Linked DNA regions of Homo sapiens: region 1 is linked to region 2. Evidence: chromatin loops called from intact Hi-C (ENCODE). Cell type or tissue: heart left ventricle. All regions are shown on one strand. Links, peaks and the distances in the headings refer to the core of each region. The heading gives the core; the rest is flanking DNA. Region 1 has its middle 25 kb from the start of UNC5B. Region 2 has its middle 140 kb from the start of LINC02622.

The links. Peaks named below come from ENCODE experiments on the same cell type or tissue, not always from the same donor. Only the 100,000 strongest peaks of a DNase experiment are listed, where the experiment ranks them.
Region 1: a loop joins it to region 2, with 2.0 times the contacts of the local background. A loop is called at or near these places in 7 of 110 quality-filtered maps.

The regions. Positions count from the first base shown.
Region 1 is chr10:71,183,682-71,192,335 of GRCh38, forward strand. No RefSeq gene overlaps it. Among named protein-coding and RNA genes, the nearest start is that of UNC5B, 25 kb to the right of the region's middle. In heart left ventricle, for the core only: a CTCF peak has its summit at 3,952 (motif pointing right); no DNase peak of the experiment used is centred there; H3K27ac peaks cover 572 bases.
Region 2 is chr10:71,070,201-71,078,854 of GRCh38, forward strand. No RefSeq gene overlaps it. Among named protein-coding and RNA genes, the nearest start is that of LINC02622, 140 kb to the left of the region's middle. RefSeq lists an enhancer at 7,444-8,394. In heart left ventricle, for the core only: no CTCF peak of the experiment used is centred there; DNase peaks (open chromatin) are centred at 2,738 and 5,081.

The DNA of each region.
Region 1 (8,654 bases), core at 113-8,112, 110 kb after region 2:
CAATTTTGCTGTGTGACCTGGACACATACTGATACCTCTCTGGGCCTCATCAGTGCTAATTTACCAGTTCCCCCTAATTAGGTAAGAACTGGACCCTTGCTAGGGTCATGAAGACATTGCTCTGATCAAATTGGTGGTGCAAAGTGGTGAGATGAGCCTAAGATGGGTGATGAGAAATGAAGGAGTAATTTAAATAACAAGTGTCCTTCAAAGTGATTCCTGGCTCCCAGCCCCATCTCAGCCTCAGTCCCTGAGCCTCTGAACTGCCCCACTCCGCCCAGGTTCTCAGCCCAGGGCAGCCCATGCTGCTGGTCCCGTCCTACCCACCCACCTCTAGTTCCTGGCTTGGGACAAGTCCACCTTTTAAGCCCTAGCTTTAGGGACTGGCTTTACCTAGGTGAAATTATTGTCCCCAAGGATGGGCCCACTGGTAACTATGGAGCCAAGGAGTACAGGTAAGGCTGTCAGGCCCCAGACCCACACTCCAGCCTCCCATGCTCCACTTCCCTATGTCCACACCCTCAATTCTGCTGGGGGTCTAGAACCACAGCCTCAACTTGGCTGCTTTTCTTTTTTAAATTTAGTCACAACAACGATCTACAGTAGCATCAGATAGTGCAGGTCATGGTAATGTAGCAACTGCAATGCCCCTGTCCCCTAACCAAGATAGCAGGGAAACAGCGTGGTGATTAAGAAGTGTGTCTCCTATTTTCGTCACACACATGCTCAAGTGCTCAAGAGGAGCCAGGTGCTTCCACGATGGCCTCTGCCTGCACTCGCCCCATAGCCCAGCAAAAGAGGTGCACCTGAGGCTCTGGGCCACTGATCTGGAGTTGTAGAAGGGCAGAGCCAGGATCCCCATGCCGGGCTGTGCTTTTCCCCAGCAGTCCACAGCTTTGCCACCGGCAGGACTGAGCTCCTCTCTGGCCTCAAAGTCCCCCTAGATAATGCGTGTACTTTGTTCTGCTCAGCCTTCATCAGGGTGGTCAGGAGGAGCTCAGGAAGGGTGACCTGAGAACCTCACCAAGTTCCCTGTGGCTTATCCCAGCTCTGCAGACAGCAGCGGGAAAGTTTCACTCCACAGCTCCCTCTCCCCTGCAGCTATGGGAGCAAGTACCACTCCAGATTTGATGAAAGCCACATGCCAGGAAACCTTTAAAACCCACTTTGGTGCCAGGCACAGTGGCTCACACCTGCAGTCCGAGCACTTTGGGAGGCCAAGGACGATGGATCACCTGAGGTCAGGAGTTTGAGACCAGCCTGGCCAACATGGTGAAACCCCATCTCTACTAAAAATACAAAAATTAGCCGGGTGTGGCGGCACATGCCTGTAATCCCAGCTACTTGGGAAGCTGAGGCAGGAGAATCACTTGAACCCGGGAGGCTGAAATTGCAGTGAGCTGGGATTGTGCCACTGCATTCCAGCCTGGACGACAGAGCCAGACTCTGTCTCAAAATAATAATACCCCCTTTGGAGCAGGGGAGTGTAGTGTGGGATTGAGATGTGGAGTTTCATACACTTAAATTTGAGTTATGGCTTCCACATTCGTTGTCTATGTGACCTTGGGCAAGTTGCTTAACCTCTCTGAGCCTTAGTGAGCTGGTTTAGTTTAGTTTAGTTTTTTTTTTTTTTCACTTTTTTGTTTTCTCTCTTATGCAAGGATAATGCTACCTCACAGGGATGTTGTGAGGCTTCAACATGATAGTGAAATAACAAGCTCAACAGGTGGCAGTCCGACCACTGACATTAGTGTTGGCAGCATCAATTTGCCATAGACAAAGTCTAGCCATGGAAAGCTTGGCTTAGACCCTACCCAGATGGCCTCACTACCAAAGACCAAAGAGGCTCTGAACCCAGGTGGTCCACTGATGAGACGCTATTAAAGAGTGACCCCGTGGGCTGTGTCCTACAGACTCTAGTGAAGCCTGTGCTTGTGGCCCTGCCCTTTAGGGGCACCCCTAAGCCTTTCCTTCCACCATCCCAAACTGCCCAGCCTGTGACACCTGCTGAAAGCCAAGCCCCTAGACGTCAGCCTCTGTCTGGAACTAGGAATAATAACAATACATTCCCACACTAGCCCTAAAGCTGGGAAGAGCTCATGAGCCGTCTAGTCCAGCACTCCTATTTTACAGAGGAGGAAACAAGACACAGAAGGAAGCCACACAACTCCCACAGCTGAGGCTTCCTGACTCCCAGCCCAAAGCTCCTTCCATCACTCTCTGCTGCTAGGATTGTTCTTTTCCTGGAAAAGGAGAAAACAACCAGTTTGAAGGCTTAGCCTGGGGCCTGGGGCCTGGGGCCTGAATGGCCCACTGGTAGATTTGCTTTGCCAGTAAATCAATATTTTAAATTTTCAACCCATGTTTAAAAATCAAGAGAGTTTTTCATAAACATCCACACTCTCAGTTCTCCTTGACAGGTAAGTAAATGTGGCAACACTAGACCCATGAACCCACGTGGTATTGTTGTCTGCTGTTATCCAATAGTACCTATTTTATATAGGAGCTACATCTCCACTTCTCCACAGTCCCCACCGCTCCCTACAGCCTCACAGTTACCTGCCTGTCTCCTACAGCAAGTCCACTGAGAGCAGAGTCTGCGTTTCTGTGTCCCCACTCTGCTTCTATCCAGCCCCCAAAATGTCTGGCCCAGGTGCTGCCCAGATGGTGAAAATCACCATGCCTAGCCATCAGTCCTGACAGTGGGGGCTTGCAAAGTGCTGCCACAGCTTTCCAAGCCAGCATGAAGTCGGGGGAGGGAGGTTAGCTGTCCCGTTACAGATGAGGAAACTGTTAGCAAGTGAGGTGGTGGGATTAGAACTAAGTAAACTGGCAGCTACCCACTGGGTGGGCTTTGGGGCACCCCCTGCCTTCTAGTTTGACTATTAGAACAAAGAGGCAGGAAAAAAATGGGCCCTTCTTGGGGGACCATGCGACCTGGCCTCTCCCCACGGCTTGGAGGAGGCAGTTCTGTGAGATGGGACACAGCTGGCCACCCCACCTGACACTCTCCCCCTGGGCCAGCCTCGCTCTTCTCCTGAGCCACTGGGGGTCCTTCTGGGGAAGGAACGGTGAGCAGGCTTGGAGCCAGGACCCAGCCCTGCATACATTAGGAGTAACATGATTGTGCAGAGAGCTTGATTATTGTCTGTGCATTATTGATAGTGTACCCTGCAGGCAATAAATTATCGACAGGACAGAGAGAGTGGCAAGGCTCTGGCCTGGGCGGAGGTGGGCTGGGGCCAGATCCTGCACTGTGCCTGTGAGGGTAGCTATGGTGGGCTTGGGCAGGTGGGCCTGAGGTGCGGGGAGGAGTCTGCATGTGCTCACCCCTGGGAAGGAGGGTATATGAGAGTGTTTCTCTCTTGCTGCTCGCTCTTTCCTCGACTTGCCCTTTCCTGGGTGCCAACATCTCTTCCCCACTCTTCTCCTCTCCCTCTCTGGCTCATCTTCCTTCTTTCTCCTTCTCCGCTTCCTTCCTGACCTGGAAGACTTCTGGTGGGTGGGCTGACATCCAAAGAAGCCTCAAGGACAACCCCGAGTGCCCGGACATCCAGGCACTGGGGGTACCTTTCTCCAAGAGAGGAGAAAGCTCAAGGGCAAACATTTTGGGCGGATAATGGGTGGCGCCAAGAATCCTGTTATAGCTAGGCTGTTTGAGAACACTGGCCAGGTGCAGTGGCTCACGCCTGTAATCCCAACACTTAGGGAGGCCGAGGCGGACGGATCACTTGAGGTCAGGATTTTGAGACCAGCCTGGCTAACCTGGTGAAACCCCGTCTCTAGTAAAAATTAGCCGGGGATGGTGGCAGGTGTTTGTAATCTCAGCTACTCTGGAGGTTGAGGCAGTGAAATCCTTGAACCTGGGAGGTGGAGTTTGCAGTGAACCGAGATTGCACCACTGTACTCCAGCCTGGGTGACAGAGTGACTCTGTATCAAACAAAACAAAAAAAGTTTGAGAAAACTGCCAGCCATCAGGTGGAGGTAGAGAGGGAGTTCATTATCATAATCATGGCTAACACACTTGAGCCAAGAACTTCAGACATTTCACTTACAGCACAGCAATGCCAGGAGAGAGATGCTATTACTATTTTCAGAAGTACAGGAGGTTAAGGCACTCGTCCAAGGTCACACAGCTAGTTAGTGGCAAAACTGGGATTCGAGCCAGTATTCAGGCCCTGAGCCTGTGTTCTTAACCATCACATTGGATATATGAGTGGCTGGCCCTGAATGGGGAGATTACGAGGGGATTTTATTTGCTTTTTGTGCTTATCTCTATTTTCCAAATTTTCTGCAATGAATATGCATTGCTTTTGTAATCAGAAAAAACACACATAACAAATTATATTTTTAATAGCATTTCTCCTCCTCCCAAGTCCCTAGATGCTTCTAACCTATCCCCTCTCCAATTCCTTGGCAACCCCAGGGCCATCCTCCCAGCAGAGGGGAGGAGGAGAAAGAAGGCCGCTGACCCGATATTTACTCCCTTCCTATGGAGTGGGGGGAGTGGGAGGGATGTCATCATGGTGCGGTCTGCTCTCTTCACCTAGACCAAGTCCAGAGTGGTAGCTGTGGGCATTGACTGTGGGACTCCCCACTGGCCTCTCTGCCAGGCCTGGCAGCTTCTCCTTTGGTTCCTCAGGGACTGGGGGTCAGTCCAAGCCACCCCACAAGCTCAGCTCTATCTGCCTACAGCAGCTGGGCTGGTAGTTGGGCCAGGGCCAGGCTGGTACCACAGAAGGGACTGTCATAAGCCATTCCTAGCACTCCCTCTGCCTCCTGGAAGGCCTCCCTCTCTTGGTACCAGGTTTCCCTGGATTAGTTCATCTTCCCAGACTGGGACCACACAAGGATGCTGCTTTATTTCATCCTCATGCTCCAGGTAAGAGATTTCCTATGCCTGCCCACTCCTGGTTCTCTCCTGGAAAGATTAGGGTGAGGAGGGTAGGAGGGTGCCAGCACCGATGACAGGGGATAGAGTCTCAAGGGGAAAGCTGGGGTCTACCACCACTCTGCACACTGCCTGCCACCTCCCCAGCAGTGGGCAGAAGGCATTTCCTCCTCCACATTCTCATTATTCAGGCCTCCAGCCCCCGGGGATTTACAACAAAGCTGGTGGCAGGGGCACCAAGTGTGGCCAAGAGATGGCATTTCTCCTAAAGCCCCCTGGCCTAGATGGCCTTGAGGCATTGTTTATGTTCATACCCACACTCCACGCCTAAAAACAACTCAAACACCCATTGGTGGATGACTGGCTGAGCAAATTATGGTGCCTCCAATTCTATAAACTACCACGTAGGCATTGAAAAGAGGACGTAGATTTTTGCATATTGACTTAGAATAGCATCAATGTTATAGTAAGTAGAAAAGCAAGTTGTACACCAACATAAAGCAAATACTTCAACCTGAGAAAGCTGGTTGCAAAAAAAAAAAAATCTGTATACCTATTTATTTATTTATTGAAAAACAGTCTCGCTCTGTCACCCAGGCTCAAGTGCAATGGTGGGATCTTGGCTCACTGCAAACTCTGCCTCCCAGGTTCAACTGATTCTCCTGCCTCAGCCTCCCAAGTAGCTGGGACTACAAGTGCCTGCCACCAAACCTGGATAATTTTTGTATTTTTAGTAGAGACGTGGTTTCACCATGTTGGCCAGGCTGGTCTTGAACTCCTGACCTCAGGTGATCTGCCTGCCATGGTCTCCCAAAATATTGGGGTTACAGGCGTGAGCCACTGCGCCTGGCCCCATATACCTATTTTTATTTTTAAAAATAGATATTTTCATTATGTTGATAGAAATTGACCTGTCGCTATAATCTTAGGACATGATTGAGAAACCTTCCCCCGAACTGTTAACAGAGGCTAAGAATTTGGTTATCTGTGGTGACTGGGTAAGAGCTGGCCAGGAGGACATTAACTCATCTTGTTTTACATAATCCCAAAAGGAGGTGATGAGATTATGGGTTATTTATTTTCCTACCCATAATAAGTAAAACTTCAAAAAAAACTAAACATGAGACAGGCACAGTGACTCACCCCTGGAATGTTAGCACTCTGGGAGTCTGAGGAGGGCAGATCACTTGAGTCCAGGAGTTCGAGACCAGCCTGGGCAACATGGCAAAACCCTGTCTCTACCAAAAATACAAAAATTAGCTGGGTGTGGTGGCATACGTCTGTAGTACCAGCTACTCGGGATGACAAGGTGGGAGAATTGCTTGAGCCCGGGAGGCAGAGGTTGCAGTGAGCTAAGACTGCGCCACTGAACTCCAGAGCAAGACTCTGTCTCAAAAAAAAAAAGAAAAGAAAAGAAAAGAAAAGAAAAAGAAAAAAAAAAGAACTAAACATGGTGGGCACCTCCATGCTTCCAGACTTTCACAGCAGCTGCACATCAGATGTGGAACACTCCTGTGGCCCTTCCTGCCCTGGGATGGTGTCCTTCTCCAAGCAGTATCAGGCACACCCCTGGCAACCGCTGGCCGGTGGTCACCACGGACCAGTGCCCAGGGCTTCTTTGCAGAACCGTCCCTGTCTTTGGGAAGACTTGATCATTCATTCAACAATTATATCAGGGCCAGTTATGGTGGCTCATGCCTGTAATCCCAGCACTTTGGGAGGCCGAGGCAGGTGGATGACCTGAGGCCAAAAGTTCGAGACCAGCCTGGCCAACATGGCGAAACCCTATCCCTACTAAAATTACAAAAATTAGCAGGGTATGGTGGCGCATGCCTGTAATCCCAGCTACTCGGGAGGCTGCAGCACAAGAATCGCTTCAACCTGGGAGGCGGAGGTTGCAGCGAGCTCAGATAGTGCCACTGCACCCCAGCCTGGGCAACAGAGAGAGACTGTCCCAAAAACAACAACAGCAACAAACAATTATGTCAGATACCTTTAAATGCTCACCTCCCTTTCTGGATCCTTCTATCACATTTCCACTCTGTGCCCTAAAGGACCCACACTGAAGAGAGGGCCCTCTGACCTACTCTTCGTCCGTGCCTTCTTCGACAGCTCGAGCCCCTGGTGTGTGCCAGGCACTATGCTGGGTGTCTCCATTTCCTCATCTTGACACGGGTATGTACCTCTTTTCTGAGAGGAAGGAATGGGACAGACATAGGACTCTATCTGGGATGGGATAGGCCTGTCCAATTTGGAAATGCACATGTAACATATCTATTGTTTTTGCAATGCAAACTGCAGAAAGATATGTTTGAGGAGATATTGGCTGGCAGGAGCCACAGAAGATGGAGAGTGTGTTTTCTCAAAGGAGGTGGAAACATCATTCCATTCAATGATTGAGCTCATAGGACAGAATGGGGCAAAAAGTCTCCCAAGGGAAAGAAACCAAGGGACAGAGAGAACTGGCCCTTCTTTTGTGGGGAATTGGCAGGAGAGGAGCAGGTGGTGATATGGGGTCTTTATGAGGCTAGGGTGCCACACAGCCCTGCTGGATGGAACTCAGCATCTAGAACATGCCCCAGGGCATGGCTGAGCAAGTGCTCCAGGGGTTAACAGAGGCGGCCCAGGGGTGCGTTAAATTTGGCAAGCTCACCCTGCTGTCCTCTCAAAGGTCACCATCTTTAAAGAATTAGGAGATCTCTTTGGGCAGATGGGAAAACAGGCTCAGAGTGCTTGGGAGGCTCAGGGTTTGAGTCGAGGCAGGGTCTCTCCTGGAGCAGTTACCGTTCCTGCTCTGGACAAGCCCTGGTGCACTTGACCCATCCTCCTGTGACTCCCTGGCAGCTCCTTTTCTGCTCCTGAGTTCAGCTCTCTGAAGAGGGAGAACAAGGCTGTGGGCCTGCCCCCCTCCCATGGCAAAGCCTGAAAAGCCCCAGAGAAGGGGGTCAGGAAGGGCAATGGCATCAGTGCTCGGAGCGTCATGACCGTATCTGCCTCCCTGAATGCCTTGGCATAGCGCCAGGAGGGTGAGGGGCAGGGGGGCATGGGAAGAGATCTGGGAAAGGGAAGGGAGGGTCTTGCCCCTGCTCTGCTGCCAACTTCCCATGCGGCGACAGGCTGTCCTCACAGGCTGTAGGGTCAGGAAGTGACAGAGGCACAGTGAGAGGCAGGGACTGTCAGGGTGGGGATGCCCGGCTACTCCAATCCCCTCCTGTATGGATGAAAAGTCGGCTCAGAGATGGGAGTGGGGGTGGGAGCCCCTTCTGTGGTCATTTAACAGAAGGATTCCTGCAAGAGGTGGGGTCTGAGAAGGGGCGGAGCCTAGAGGTGCGGATGAGGACAAGGCATCCTGGGGAATGGTCTGTGAAGAGACAGGAAGGCGGTGACGAGGGAGCTCCAGAGAGGCAGGAGGAGAGGGGACCAGTGAGCATGCAGCTGGAGGCAAATTTAAGATCCCGGTGATATCTGCACTGTCCAATGCAGTAGCCGGGGCCACGGTGGCTGCTGAGCCCTTGCCGTGAGGCTAGTCACTGAGGGCCTGAAATTTTACTTTTATTTAATTTGAATTCATTTAAGTTTTAAAACCGGTACCTGAGTCAGTTACTAGAAAATTTTTTAATATGTTTGGAACGATGTGTGTACTATTTTTTGCTATAAGTTTTATGAAATCTAAACACTCATCAAGCATTTCTAATGAAAATTTAGCATCCAGCCAGATGGGGTGGCTCATGCCTGTGATTCTAGCACTTTGGGAGGCCAAGG
Region 2 (8,654 bases), core at 476-8,475:
CCCTGAGCCCTAAGAGAATAGGGAAACTGGGTGGGGGCAGTCGGAGGAGGAAGGATGAGCCACATCTAACTTTGGGACAATGAGAAAGCGAAGGCCACAGGAAGAAGCAGAGGAGGACAGGAAAGGTGTGAAGGACCATCACTCATCAGCGGGACGGCTGTCCAGGTGGCTCTCCAGGCGGCGCATCCTTCCCGTTATCTCAGCGCCGTGACGCCAGGAACACCCCTCCCTCCGGGCCAGCCCTATGGCCCCCGCCGCTGGAAACCTCGGAGATTGGGGAGCTCATTTAGTCCTAACCTCCATTGTGTCTGGGCCGGAAGGTGAGGCACAGAGAGGGCCAGGGACTTGCCCAAGGTCACAGAGCAGACGTGGCTCTCCTCACACCCCAGCCCATGGCAGGGATGTGCACATCAACACCCCGACCTCAGCCCACCACCCCTGCTCACTGCCAGCCCCGGCAGAACCCTGCTCAGGCACCAGCCACCTATTTCTAGGCAGCACTTTCTGTCCAGGGCCTGGTGTCTGAGCCACAAAGCCTAAAAATAAAAAAGACAGATTGTCCACTTCGGCTGTAAATACTGCCTAAAAAGACCCAGTGGGGAAAAAAAGAGGAGGAATGAAGGGGAAAAAATCCCAGAGCTGAGCATCCATCACAGGCAGACAGGCACTAGAAGGGAGGGTCTGTGGGCATAGCAAAGGGGCTCTCAGGTCTCCTGTCCCCAGCCCTCCCTCTCAGCTTGCTGAGCAAGCAGGCCCTGGCCACTGCCACCAGCCCCTTGGACTAGATGGAGATAGAGCAGGCCACGTGGGGGAGCTGGGCCAGCTTGGCTGCCCCCAGCTGTGTAACCATCACCAAATGGCAGTCTTTGCTTGGGACTCAGTTTTTTTCACCTGTACAATGGGGTTATTCATTTACTCAGCTTATATTGAGTGTCTACTGTGTGCTGGAGAAGCCATTGGAAACAAGAAGGACAAACCCTCTGTTCTCACGGAACGTATGTCTGTGCATGTGAGAGCAGGGTTACGTCCTCAAGCGGCAGGGAAAAGCCCCTCTAGCCTGGGGGACAGGGCAGGCCTGAAGAACCGGGGCAGAAGCCTCTCAGCAAAGGAAGCCCATAGGCAGGAAGGGACCAGGCATGCTCAGGAGACAGTGAGAAGGAAGGCCTCTGTGTCTGGGACCCCGTGCATGAGCTGGGAAAGAGGGGCTGTTTGTAGAAGCAGCTGGGTCAGATCCAGGAGAGCCACGTAGGCTCCAGGGAGGAGTTGGCCTGTTATTCTAGGTGCCATGGGAAGTCACTGGAGGGTGCTAAGGATGGGAGTGACGTGCCCTGACTCAGGTGTATTGAGGGGGGTTATTCCTACAGTCATGAGGAGAAATGGCAGCGGCCTGGACGGGGGTGAAGGCAGTGACAATGGAGAGGAGAGGATGGTTTGGAGCTATACCTCAGAAATTGAGCCACAGCCTTCTGATGGATGGGATGTGGTGGAGGTGGGGAGAGAGGAACTGAGGATATCCACCAGGTTTGGGCTAAGCAGTAGGGTGGATGGCAGTGCCCGTTACCAAAAGGCGGAGGCTCTTTCCATTGAGAGGTGATGGGTGCGCTGAAAGTTCTGTTTTGACTAGGATGACTTTCAAGGCTGCATGGGGATGCGTCCGTGTGAATACACTGGGCAGGTATTATAGCAATGAATGTGGAGTTAAGTGTCGTGGCTTGAGCTGCAAACCAAGTTTGGAAGCCATCACGGAGGGGGTGGTCTTTAAAACCATGAAACTGTGTGAGCTGATCTGGGAGGAGAGTGGCTGGGATAGAGGAAAAGGATGAAACTGTGTGAGCTGATCCAGGAGGAGTGTGGCTGGGATAGAGGAGAAGGACTCGGACTGGGGCCTGGTGCTTCCCAACACTGAGAGGCTGGGCAGGGGAAAATCCACAAGGATCACCCAGGAGGCAGTGAGGCAGGAGGAGGACCAGAGCAAGAAGCCAAGGAAGACTGCCCAGAAGGAGGGAGTGGTCAACTGAGCAGGACATTGCTGGACATCAGAGATCATGAGGACAGCAGCGGGAGCATTGGGTGGGGCAACCTCCAGTGACTGGAGATCTCGACAAGAACCCACATTCACTGCAGTGAGGGAGGAGAAGGAGGAGCGGGGATTAGGAGCCAGAGATTCCAGAGATGACTGCAGGCGACGTGCTGCTGTCCAGACAGTGGAAGGGGAACCCAGGGCCAGTGGAGAGCTATTGTTAGGAGGAGGAGCAGAGCACCTGCAAAGGCCAAAGAGAATGAGCCAAGGGCAAGAAAGAGACTTGTGGAGCCGGAGAGAGGGCAGCACTGGAGGTGGAGGCTGGGAGGATCAGGGGAGTCACGGAAGGCGGTGAATGGGACGCTGAAGCCGGGAGGGGTGGAGATGAGCATCTTTCTTGGGCTGTCAAGGAGTCCAGGGGTGAAGGTGCTGAACATATTGGGTCCCAGGGACAGCAGGGCCTGAAGGAGGGGATAGACTGTGGCCGCTCCTGCCACACTCAGGATCCAGGCTGCTCTGCTGGGACTCTGGGCCCAGGAGGCCACTAGGATAGTCCTGGGTAGATAGCTGGTTCTCTGGGAGCTGAGGAAGGGGTGGGAGCCAACAGGAATGACAGAGTCTAGGTCAGGGAGGGCAGAGGCAGGACGCCTGGGGCCAGGTGTGCCAGAGTGCCTGGAGCAAAGCCGGACAGCGCCACTTCCTACTGGCGGACCTGTGGGAAGACCACCGAACTCTTCTGAGGCAGCCCTTCAGCCTCACCCAGCTTTACTCTCCATTGCTGGGGCACTGACTCCTGCAGGCTGTGTCTCCCAGGCCCTGGCTCAGCTGCCTTCCAACCATGAGAGGCACAGGGGGAGGCTGAGGGCTGGAGAAAGGGAAGCCCAGGGCTTCTCCCCTCCCTCTCTGCCTTGGGCAGTAGGCCCCACAGCAGCTGTCTTCTCTGTGACTCCAGCTCCACAAAACAAACCCATGAGACTCCAACTCTCCTTGCATCCCTCCGGTATAGGGTGGCGGTGGCCTCGTGCCATCGCTGATCTGTTTTAAAGGCTGCATGGGGATACGTCCATGCGAATTTGCCTCTCAGCTCCTCCATCACCTGTGAAATGGATTTCCTGCACATAACTCCCCTGTCTTTTCTGCCTCTTTTCCTAGTTAGAACCAGACTGGAACAACAAATAGTGTGGCTTCCTAGCTTGCTTCTTCACCTGTACCAAGTGGACAGCACCTCCCTCAACGTTGTCCTGAGGAAGAAATTTGGCAATGGATTCAAACATGCAGCGCTGGGCTCAACACACACAGAGTGAGGGCTAATGGATGCTGGAGGAAGACAGGAGTTCAATGTGCACTCATTTCACGCTGATTTCTTCAGGTCCTGGTCTGTGATGCATGCTGGGGACACAGCCAAAATCCATCCCTGGCCCTGGCTTTTGGGTCTCAGCACCTGGAAGAGCAGGCAGCCATGGAGCAGCAACACCAGCTATGATAGACACAGCAGGAGGACCCTTACCTGCAAGCTGCAGTGGGGTGGGGACTTCAGAAGAGGCCACTTGTGAGCTGGCCATGTTGGGGGAGCAGACTTTGCGCTCCTGGAGAGCAGGGACTGTGCATCTGTGCTCACTTCCCAGTGCCGTGGCACAGGGCAGTGACGCCAGGACAGATAATGCCACACGCGGCTGCTCTTTGCAGAGTGCTCCCCGCCAGGCACTGGGCTCAGTGCTCTCCCTGCAGGCCTTCTCTCAGCCACGATCCGAGTCCTGGTAGGTAGGTGCTATTGTCATCCCCACTTCTTATGGATAGGGATTCAGGTGCTCAGGGACTGCATGACAACCAGGGTGTGGGATTAAGAGTCAGCTTAGAAATCCAGGGGCAGAGTCTGCCTTGGGCACAAATGCCTTCAAAGCCAGGTGGGAATGGTGGCTGCCAGGGTCCCACCAGTGTGCCCTGGGCGACTCCAGGGTGCATTCGCATCCTGATCTGTGTCAGTGATGCTCCTTGGCACTGGGCATGCGCAACTTACAGGAAGGGAGGGTGGGAGGGAGGGGTCTCTGCAGGTGGGGTTGGGAGTGCCCCATAGCGGTCAAGGCTGAGCTGCTCCAGTGTGGGAAGGAGGCAGAGCCACACTAACTAGTGCCTGGGGAGATCCAGTCCGTGCCCCTTGGTCTTCGGGGTCAGAAAGCTGGAGTGACAAATGACCAAGCCATCAGAGTGTCCCTTGCAATGGGCTTTTCCCACTGTTGGCCCCTAAGCTGGTTAACAGAGCCACAGCAGAAACTGTGCCTGACCCTGCACTGACAAATTCTGGAAACTCCACAGCCTCGGAAGGTGGTCAAACAACAAAACCACTCCTTCCAGCCCCAGGGCATTCAAGATACTATCTCTGTGGCTTTCTGCTCATGATTTTCATTACAAATAAGCAGTGCTCAGTAAAAGCTTTCAATACCTTATAGCTCCTCTGTGGGCCTCCATTTCCTCATCTGTAAGATAGGCCTATTTAATTCTCCTGTTCTGCCTCCACTCTGGGGCTGCTGACAGCCGCAGATGACAAGAGGTGCCTGGAAACAGGCTGGGAGCTGAAGCGGGGCCCCAGGTGCACTCCATTCTGCTCTCCAGGACTCTGTCTTGTTCCTCTCTATGCCCATCTCCTCTCAGTTCCCCCACAGAACTGCAGTGAGTATCAGCCGCATGCAAGTCACCCAGCTTTTCTCTGCCTCAGTTTCCCATTCCGTGCACTGGAGAGAGGGCCCCATCTCTGTTTCTCCAGATGCAGCCAGAATTCAATAATGGGTACAGAGGATATCAAGCCCCAGAAAGCAAACAAGGGGCGATTAGTAAGGGGCTGGCAGGTTCGCTCTGTATTCATAGCAGGCGTGGCTCCCCCTGGAGTTGTGGGAGGTGGCAGAGCTGGGGCCGGGGTTCTCTCTGAGCTGCCCAGTAGCAGAGATGCTCTTGCTGCAGTCACAGCCCAAATACAGCAAGACTGCACCGCCTCACCCCTCCCCACCTCCCAGAGGGTGCAGCTAAGGACAAGGCAGGCCTGTCTCTGAGCCAGTGCTCCGTCCCCAGGCCCCTGCTGCTCTACTTAGTGATGAATGGGCTGGGCACACGGTGTCAAGCAGGGGATGGCTTTAGAGCCGCCGACATTTATCAGCCCAGGATCTGGCCCTCTTCCAGGAAACCTGGTCCTCTGGGCTGTCCCCACTGTGCCCCCATCCTCAGCAGTGCCAGCCCATACTTGACACACAGTAACCCTTCCCTGGACAGAGCCAAGAGGCTTTTAGAGCTGAAAGCACCCTTAGAAATTATCAAGCCCCAACTTCTACATGTTTAAGAGAAACTGAAGCCCAGAATCCTTGCCACGGAGCCTGCCTGCACTTGCCAACTGGGCTTTGTCCTGTTCTTTCCTGCTGCCTCAGCAAGTCCAGTCCTGGGTCACCTTCCAGGAGGCACAGCTGCTGTTGTTTAGACAAGGGCTCCCAATGCAGCCCACCACATGGATGGGTAAAAATGAAATGTCTCATCAAATCCTCACACAACCCCATGAGCTGGTCCTATTATTAGCCCCATTCTATAGATGAGGAAACCGAGGCTCTGGGAGGTTCAGTAACTCGGCTGAGACCACACAGTGGAGTGACGCATCCAGGAGCCCAGCCCATGTCTGCCGGCCTCTGTGACGGTGGCCCCACATGGCTGAGGCATAGGGGAGCCTGGGCTGGGGGCTGCAGTAGCTGCTGGGTCTTCATCTTCCTCCTAAATAACCATTTTTTAAAAAGACCTGCTCTATGCCAGCCCTGACACCGGACGCTGGGGTGTCAGTGACAAGTAAAATCCAGTCTCAAGTCTCAAGGGGGTTAAATCTCTGGGGCAAGGCCATGTAGGTTTGGTTTTGGATAAGGAACTTGTGGAATTCTGTTCAGATCAACCCACCAGTTGACCTTTAACATATCACTTCATGGGTCCCTGCCCCACCCCCGTCTGCAAAATGGGCCTCGAAGGCTGGAGCTAATGAGCTAATGGCTGGGACCAGGACCTCAGAAACGTGTTAAGTACACTACGTGCAGGGCCCCCATTAAAGCCATAATCTGCCGGCTGAGCGGGCACCACTTTGCAAGTGGACTCTGAGTGACCACAGATGGGCACCCGACGGAGGGCTGTGGCTGCAGGACAGGGGCATCCCTCCCCTTTTAAAGTAGTGCTCACCTTGGGGGCCCCAGCCTCCCTGACATTCTCAGGTAAACCTCCCTCAGGCCCCAGCCCCAGTCCCAGCCAGCAAGAGCGTTGTGTCTCTGCTCAGCCACCATCCTGTAGTTTCGCTAATGCCCTCTAATGGGCCCATTTAGCAGCCCTGTCTCAGCTGTCACTGCAGCAGCTAATTGCTACTCCTCCTCCAGCTACACACAGAGCTCTGCAATCAGCCTGACGATTCCACGCCGCCCAGCTCAAACTAGCTGAGGCGCTGCAGACCTCAGCCAACAAGGAGCTTCTCCAATCCCCCAGGTGCCATGTTCTTGCTGTTGTTTCCTGGGGCCCCTGAAGTGCCTGACCCTGAGCAAGTTCAAGGAGCACACAGGGAGGAGGAGCCAGGGACAGAGTCAGAGTCAGTAGGCACAGAGCTCTTGGCAGCCTGGGATGAGGAGGGGAGTCACAGGGACCCTGAATGGGAATAGAGTTCCAGTCTCGCAACTGTGTCTTGTCTTATAGCAGGAGCTCCCCAAAGCAGACTCTGGGTCAAAGATTCAACTGCAAGTAATTTGCTTAGGAGATGCCCCCAGGAAGTGCTACGAGAGAGGCAGAAGGCAGGCAGGGAGGCAGGAAGCAGGGAGAGCCATGAAAATGTGTGGTAAGGAGGTTACAGCTCAGGTCCTGGCTTGGGCCCCCAGGGAGTGCCCTCTGAGAGCCTATGTGGAAGCAACCTCAGAGCTTTCTCTCTGGAAGGTCGATGAAGCTGTGTTGCTAACCCACCAACTTCCACCCTCATAGGTGAGGGCTGCAGCTTTTCTGGCACTTCTGGCTTGCCCTGGGCTTGCCCTGGCAGAGTGAGAGCCCTGAGTCAGGGAGACTCTGGGAGCCAATTGCATGCTTGGGAACTGCCTGCCCATGACACCCAGGGGAACCCGATGGGCCGGCATGGACAGCTTCTGCCACTGGCTCCCAAAACAGCAGTGCACACATAGGAGGAGGAAGCAGGACGACTTCTGGATTAGAGCCTCTGGGCTTACAGGAACCAACTCTGAGCTGAAGCCACTGGCCAGGCTCTTGAATATGATAAGAGAATCACAGCATGCGGCTCAGCACGTGGCTCAAGGCGGATGTCAGCCCCGCTGGACACCATGCTCCCCTCAGCCCTGCATCTTCTTTCAGGCTGTCCCTTCTGCCCGGACAACGCTCTCCCACTCCCCTCCCCTCCTCACCCCTAGTCCCTTCACCTAATTAACTCCTGGGCATTCCTCGGGGCTCTGTCTTAATGTCACCTCCTCTGAGAGCCCTCCTTGATGCTCCAGATTGGGTCAAGCATATTATGAACCATCACAAGGCCATGCATTCCTCCTGCAGAACCTGAGCTCAACAGAAATAAATCAAAACTTCACTCACCAGGGTATCCTCAGAGTTCATTGCCACATCTGCCTCATCATAATTTTTCTTAAATGAGTGAATGAATGAATAGGTTTCAGGGGGCCTGTTCTGGGTCAGATACAGAAGGAGAATGTGTGTGATCCAGGGTCCACCTGGAGTTGCAGTGGATGGACCAGGAGGTAACCAGTTGGCGATATGCTGGAGGGGACAGGGACTGTTACCCTTCCCAGCTGGCTCTTCCCTGGAGTGTACAGAGGGCTGGGGTGTGCCCACCCCTTTCCCCACAGCTTCTGCACCCTAGGCCTGGCACCGTGGTGTGTGCTGTACCCTCTCCAAAATCCACCACCCTCCAGTGATAACAGACTGCAGTGTCGGGGATTCAAAGACACCTCTGGAAGTTTGTGCTCAGGTGGACACCCCTGCAAGGCCAGGGCCCTTAAAGGGGAGGCAGTGCTTTTGAACAGTGGGTCTAGGGGTGTAGAGTACACTTCCCTGCAGGGCTCTAGCCCTGAAAAGTCAGGGGAGCCAGAGGGCTTTGCTCCCAGCCACAATGTGGGCCTGGGAATCCATGGCTGCCCTGGGCCTCAGTCCCACGCTGCCTTCTCACAGGCCAGTGAGAGGACAGATGGGACCCCCTGCAACCTTCACAAGATGGCATTGAGTCAGAGGGACCTGAGCTTCCACACTATTAGGGGAGGCAAAGACACATGAACTGGCAGCTACTTAGCACCATCCCGGGAGCCAACCTGTATAAGGAAGAAGGCTTCGGTCACCTCCTGGGTCCTGGCTGGGGGTTCCCCAGGGTTTGTTGACCTTGAGTGGCCGAGGCTTCTCAGATTCCCTCTTTCTGCTCACCTCATCTGCTGCATTTCCCTCAGAAGGCCAGGCCGGCCTTTCTCCTCTCCTCACTCTATCTCCTGCCTTCTTCCTTGGCAAGCTCTTCTACTCTTGACCTCACCACCTGCCATGCGGATGGCCTCAAATCTCTTCACCTTCAGACCCCACATATTTGGCGGTAAGGAGACATCTCTACCTGGAGGTCCCTCAGCAACCTCCAACCCCA